2 separate regions of the Homo sapiens genome follow, and region 1 is linked to region 2. A link is a loop called in an ENCODE intact Hi-C map of the cell type or tissue named here. Cell type or tissue: PC-9. All regions are shown on one strand. Region 1 overlaps SMAD3 (SMAD family member 3). Region 2 overlaps SMAD3 (SMAD family member 3).

Region 1 (2,500 bases), 59 kb after region 2:
TTTTCCATGATGCAGAAGCTGGCTGTTATTGCCACACCTCCTTCCCCAAAGCTCCAGAAGACCCAACATATATGGAACATCGTGCCTGTTATTACATTTAACCGTCACAGCAACCCCATGATTTGATATTTTTAGCTGTTTAACAGAAGAAAGAAGAAACCCATTAAGAGGTTAAGAGCAAGGGCAGGCTTGGGCCTAAAGGGGCACAGCCCTACCAGTCCTGTGCCTTTTCCGCTACACCACATTCCCCTGGACAAACTCCCTCCACCACTCCTACCCCCAGCACCCTCCTCAGTATCCTGCCCCCAGCTTCCACACGGTGCATCATTGCCTATAATCATGATTGTCAAGCTCAAATGCACATCAGCAGCCCTCGGAGAGTGTACAAAATTCAGACTGCTGGGACCGCCCTCAGGGTTTCTGATCCAAGAGGCCTGGGGGCGGGGCCTGAGACTCTGCATTCCTAGTAAGTTCCCTGGTGATGCTGACGCTGCTGGCCCAGGGCCACACTTTGAGAACTGCTGATTTATAGTAATTTAAAGTGTTCACCTAACAGCTGGGGAATGGTTAAATGCGGTTCATCTACTTGATAAAATATGTGTAATTATGAAAGCCACATATAAGAAAATGCTGATAAAATATAAAATTAGAGCATCAGGCTTGCACCCTGTGCTGGTCCAAGTCCAGTTTGCCCTCTGATCCATCCCTCATCTTCCTGTGCTCTGCTGTGTCCTCCCTGGGGCTGAGCCCTGACTTTCCAGGCTCCAGATCAGGAGGCCTCCAGCAGGGTTTAAATAATAGGAGGCTCTCACAGCAAGTAGTGGGTAGGAGGGAGGGAGAGGCCACAGTGTTTCTCCCCTCTCTCCTTTTCTACCTTGGGTCGGCAATTTTAGAAGCAGCTGCAACTGCTCTAGACAGGCCCACTGGTGACCCCAACCCTGGGCTCTGGGAACACCACCTGTTCCCTTTGTCCCTCCAGCCTAAAGGCAGCGGCTTCCTCCAAGTTCTGGGTCACCTCACCTTCCCATTGTGGCTTCTCAGCTGCTTTATCACCTGTGTAACCAAGGTCCCGTATTAAATTCCCTTTGTGCTAAATACCTGATGTAGTTCCTCCTTCCCGTTTGACTGACACACTGATTACAGCAATAAGCATAAAAATGCTTATGCAAATGGACAATTCTAGAAGGCTATTACCTTCTAGAATTGAGAGCTTGGTAAACTTATGTTTTCTTTCCCCAAAAAACTTTAGAAGAGTGTCAGTTATTATTAATATATAAAACAGACACCAAATGTACAATTTAAGAGGAAACAGAGGTGAGTCTTTACGTGAAAAAGGTTGGGGAACTATGAATCCATGACAATGAATCTAAGGAAACCAATCCCTGTACTTTCATTTCTAAAAACACCTTATTTTGGAGAAACCATGGCCACAGCCACAATGATACAACGGTTTCCCCTGAAAGTACCGGGTGGTTATCTGGGGGTGAGTGACTCACTGGTTGAAGAGGTCACATCATGTATCACCGCAACACCGGATCCTTAGCCACTGCGGAAGGGCAGGCTACTGGCAACACCCCAAACCGCCTTCAGCCATTTGTTACCGTGGAGGCAGGTCCTATCTCTCCTGTCAGGCTCTGGCCTGGAAGCCATCTGGGAAATCCCTCCAGAGGAGACTGGGGCCTGGAGACGGCTGGGGGAGCAGGAATAATACGCAAAGATGTTCAAAGAATAAGGGGACTTGGTTCAGCCATGCCCACCATGCACCATAGCAATGTGTGTGCCAGGGCATGGGCAGGGCAGGGAGGAAGGTGGTATCTTCTTTTTCCACCATTTCGAGGATCTTTCTCTCCAGAGGGCACAATTAAAATCAAAAGAAACAGACTCCATGAAACCAGATGGTAACAATACAATAAATTCTCCTGGATTCCTGCACTGCACTCTAACAGCCCTGAAATAAACAGTTTCCTCCTCGGAGCTCAAGACGCAACCCTGCAGCAGGTAATCAAGTGTTCAAGTAGGGAGGGAGGGGCTTGGCCTTGGACCAAACACAGTTTGGTGGTCTGTTTATAATATTTTAGCTGAAACACTGCAAACAACAGATCGAGAGGCTTACTGCTGTCACGGGTTACTTTCAGACCCAAGTCAAAGCTGATTTAAATCCCCAGAAAACAGGGAGATGGGAGTGCTGGGGAGGGGAACTGCAGTAAGGAGAAGCATCTAGGGCTTTCAGTGAAATGTGAGTCTACCTTCCAAAATCCCAGGGGACAACAGCTCAGCCTCTAAACACTTGGAAAACCAGGATTCAGCCTATAGTGAGTGGTTCACATCAGAGCCCATAAGCAAGCATTGAGAAGTGTTTACCACCCTGCCCCATCGTCCCCAAGAAGTGGACATCATCATCATCCTGCCCCATTCTTCCCAACAAATGACTTGCGCAAGTCACTGCCCCGCTCAGGAGCTCAGTTTCCCCCAGCTGTCAATGATGGGGTTGGGCTAGATG
Region 2 (2,500 bases):
TTGTCAATTTAAAAAAATCAAATATTTTTCAAAAACTCTAACTTTAGAGGGAAAGGAAAAAGGGAAAATAGCCTGGGTGCAATGGCTCATGCTTGTAATCCCAGCACTTTGCGAGGCTGAGGTGGGTGGATTACAAGGTCAGGAGTTCGAGACCAGCCTGGCCAACATAGTGAAACCCTGTCTCTACTAAAAATACAAAAATTAGCCGGGCATGGTGGCGCAAGCCTGTAGTCCCAGCTACTCAGGAGGCTGAGGCAGGAGAATCGCTTGAACCCAGGAGGTGGAGGTTGCAGTGAGCCGAGATTGTGCCACTGCACTCCAGCCTGGGCAACAGAGAGAGACTCCGTCTCAAAATAAATAAATAAATAAATAAATAAAAGGGAAAATGGGGAGAAAGAGCTATTGGAGACTGTGAGATAATGGTCTCATCTTAGACCCTCTTCTCCAAAGAAAAGAAAACAGGCTTAGAGGTGGCAAGGTAGAACTGAAACACAAATCTGGGCCTTCCACTAATATATGAATGTCTTAAGACTGAGATATAAGGCCTGGCGTGGTGGCTCACGTCTGTAATCCCAGCACTCTGGGTAGCCAAGGTGGGCAGATCACCTGAGGTCAGGAGTTCCAAGACCAACCTGGCCAACATGGTGAAACCCCGTCTCTACTAAAAATACAAAAAAATTAGCCAGGCATGGTGGTGGGCACCTGTAATCCCAGCTACTGGGGAGGCTGAGGCAAGAGAATCACTTGAACCTGGGAGGTGGAGGTTGCAGTGAGCCGAGATTGTGCCACTGCACTCTAGCCTGGGCGACAGAGAGAGACTCCATCTCAAAAAAAAAAAAAAAAAAAAAAAAAAGACTGAGAAATAGCTTTGCTCTCTTAATAAAAAAAAAAAAAAAAAAAAAGCAGGACATGGAAAAGTCCCCTCCCCTGACAACTGCAATTTCTCAAGTCTTATCTGCCGGCAAACCTCACTATTAGTTCAACTTCACAAAACAAACAATTCTTATTACAGGACTCTTAGTCATTCTGTTTTTCACTTTCTTCCACAGAGCAGAAGCCATTAGGTCTGGGTATCCTCTCTCTGCCCTCTTTTCCCAGACCTGGTTCCCAGCCTCCCGCCTCCTGCAGTCAGGTCTGCCCGAATCGGAGCACCATGAATCACTTCCTGTGGGCAGACTGCACGCTTGGGGGTGGGATTTACTTTCTTTCTTTCTTTCTTTTTTTTCCTGGAAAAGATTCTCACAGACTTTTGGGGTAAAACAAGTGGAACCAGGCGATGATAACTGGCGGCCTTGTTCTATCAAAACAAATCTTAAAGTTTCCAAAGACTTAGAGAAAATGTCAGGCGGGCATTCCTGACTGGGGGCGGGGGTTGGGGAGAGGTGAAGAGGGCAAATGAGGAGGTTTTGTGTTAATTGCACAGTTTTGACTTCCTTAATTATGAGTCACCGGCTAGAGAGATAAAACAATGTCACAAGTGCTGCATAACATGCAACGGGTCAACCGGGCGACTCAGTGACATTCACGCGGAGAGGCAGTGCCTCAGGACAAGCGCTCACTCCAGTGATTTTACAACAATTCCTAGCAAATGTCACACAGTATGGTTGGGACATTTACAACCATCTCAGTCTTATGACATTTACAACTCAGTCTCTTCTTTTTAAAAGAAGCCCCAAAGCCTTCAGGATTTGCAAACCTTTCAGTTAGCCACTGTTGGGTATGAATGGGGAGCTGGAAGTAAAGGAAGGGTGGGAAATGACCATGTTTCTTGAAAAAGTTAGTTTAAGGACCATGGAGGTAAAGAGGTACCTTTACATGCAAAAAATGCAGCATTTGCATGACAGCAATTGCTAACGTTCCATACACATTCTCTTGCTTTCTGAACCAAAGCTTTACAAGCTTATATAAGCAGTTTCCATCCCAAATGGTAACAAAGAATGGGTGCCCTGTATATTCTGGCATCTGTACCCTGAGGACAGTTAAGTGGCCAATTAGCATTCCTTTCTGTCTAAGGGTACAGACCTCCTATTGTACCTAAAAAAAAAAAGGTTCTGGTTCATTGGGGCAATTCACCTAAGACAGCAAAGAACCCCTATGGGCAGGAAAACAGGAATTCCACACAAGCAAGAAAGGAGGACTTCAGAGAAGCCAGGCCCACACTTAACAATGTCAGGGTGGCAACAGCCCTCCTCGATTAAGCCGGCCTCATCAACTAAGTGGCCCTTGTCTGAAAGCTGCATCCCTAAAACAGCTACAATCAGGAACAAGCAAAGGGTTCCAGGTGAGGCGTCCTCCCGCTGGGTCCTAGATACTTACAACTCTCCCCGGTATCAGCCCACCCAGTCCCAGCTGAGATTCAGAGCACCTGCCCACCCACCACCTCACCCCCACTTCCTAGACAGGCCTAATTTACAGGCATAGAAACTCAAAATGCTGAACAGGCCCAAGTAGTGGAGGTAAAATGTTGCAGCCACAGTATCTGAATGTGAGGCTCCTGCAC

Evidence for each region. A loop is a pair of places that touch in the nucleus more often than their neighbours do. Peaks named below come from ENCODE experiments on the same cell type or tissue, not always from the same donor. Only the 100,000 strongest peaks of a DNase experiment are listed, where the experiment ranks them.
Region 1: it touches region 2 in a loop (8-fold over the local background); 28 of 110 quality-filtered maps call a loop at or near these places.

Annotation. Positions count from the first base shown.
Region 1 is chr15:67,090,432-67,092,931 of GRCh38, reverse strand. All of the region lies in intron 1 of SMAD3 (SMAD family member 3), which reads right to left. Among named protein-coding and RNA genes, the nearest start is that of SMAD3, 26 kb to the right of the region's middle. RefSeq lists enhancers at 1,754-1,843, 2,410-2,500. In PC-9, no CTCF peak of the experiment used is centred here; DNase peaks (open chromatin) are centred at 1,081 and 1,521; H3K4me3 peaks cover 1,894 bases; H3K27ac peaks cover 2,500 bases.
Region 2 is chr15:67,149,201-67,151,700 of GRCh38, reverse strand. The region is part of intron 1 of SMAD3 (SMAD family member 3); the gene reads right to left. Among named protein-coding and RNA genes, the nearest start is that of SMAD3-AS1, 3.5 kb to the right of the region's middle. RefSeq lists an enhancer at 947-1,754. In PC-9, no CTCF peak of the experiment used is centred here; DNase peaks (open chromatin) are centred at 1,060, 1,480 and 2,030; H3K4me3 peaks cover 1,229 bases; H3K27ac peaks cover 2,500 bases.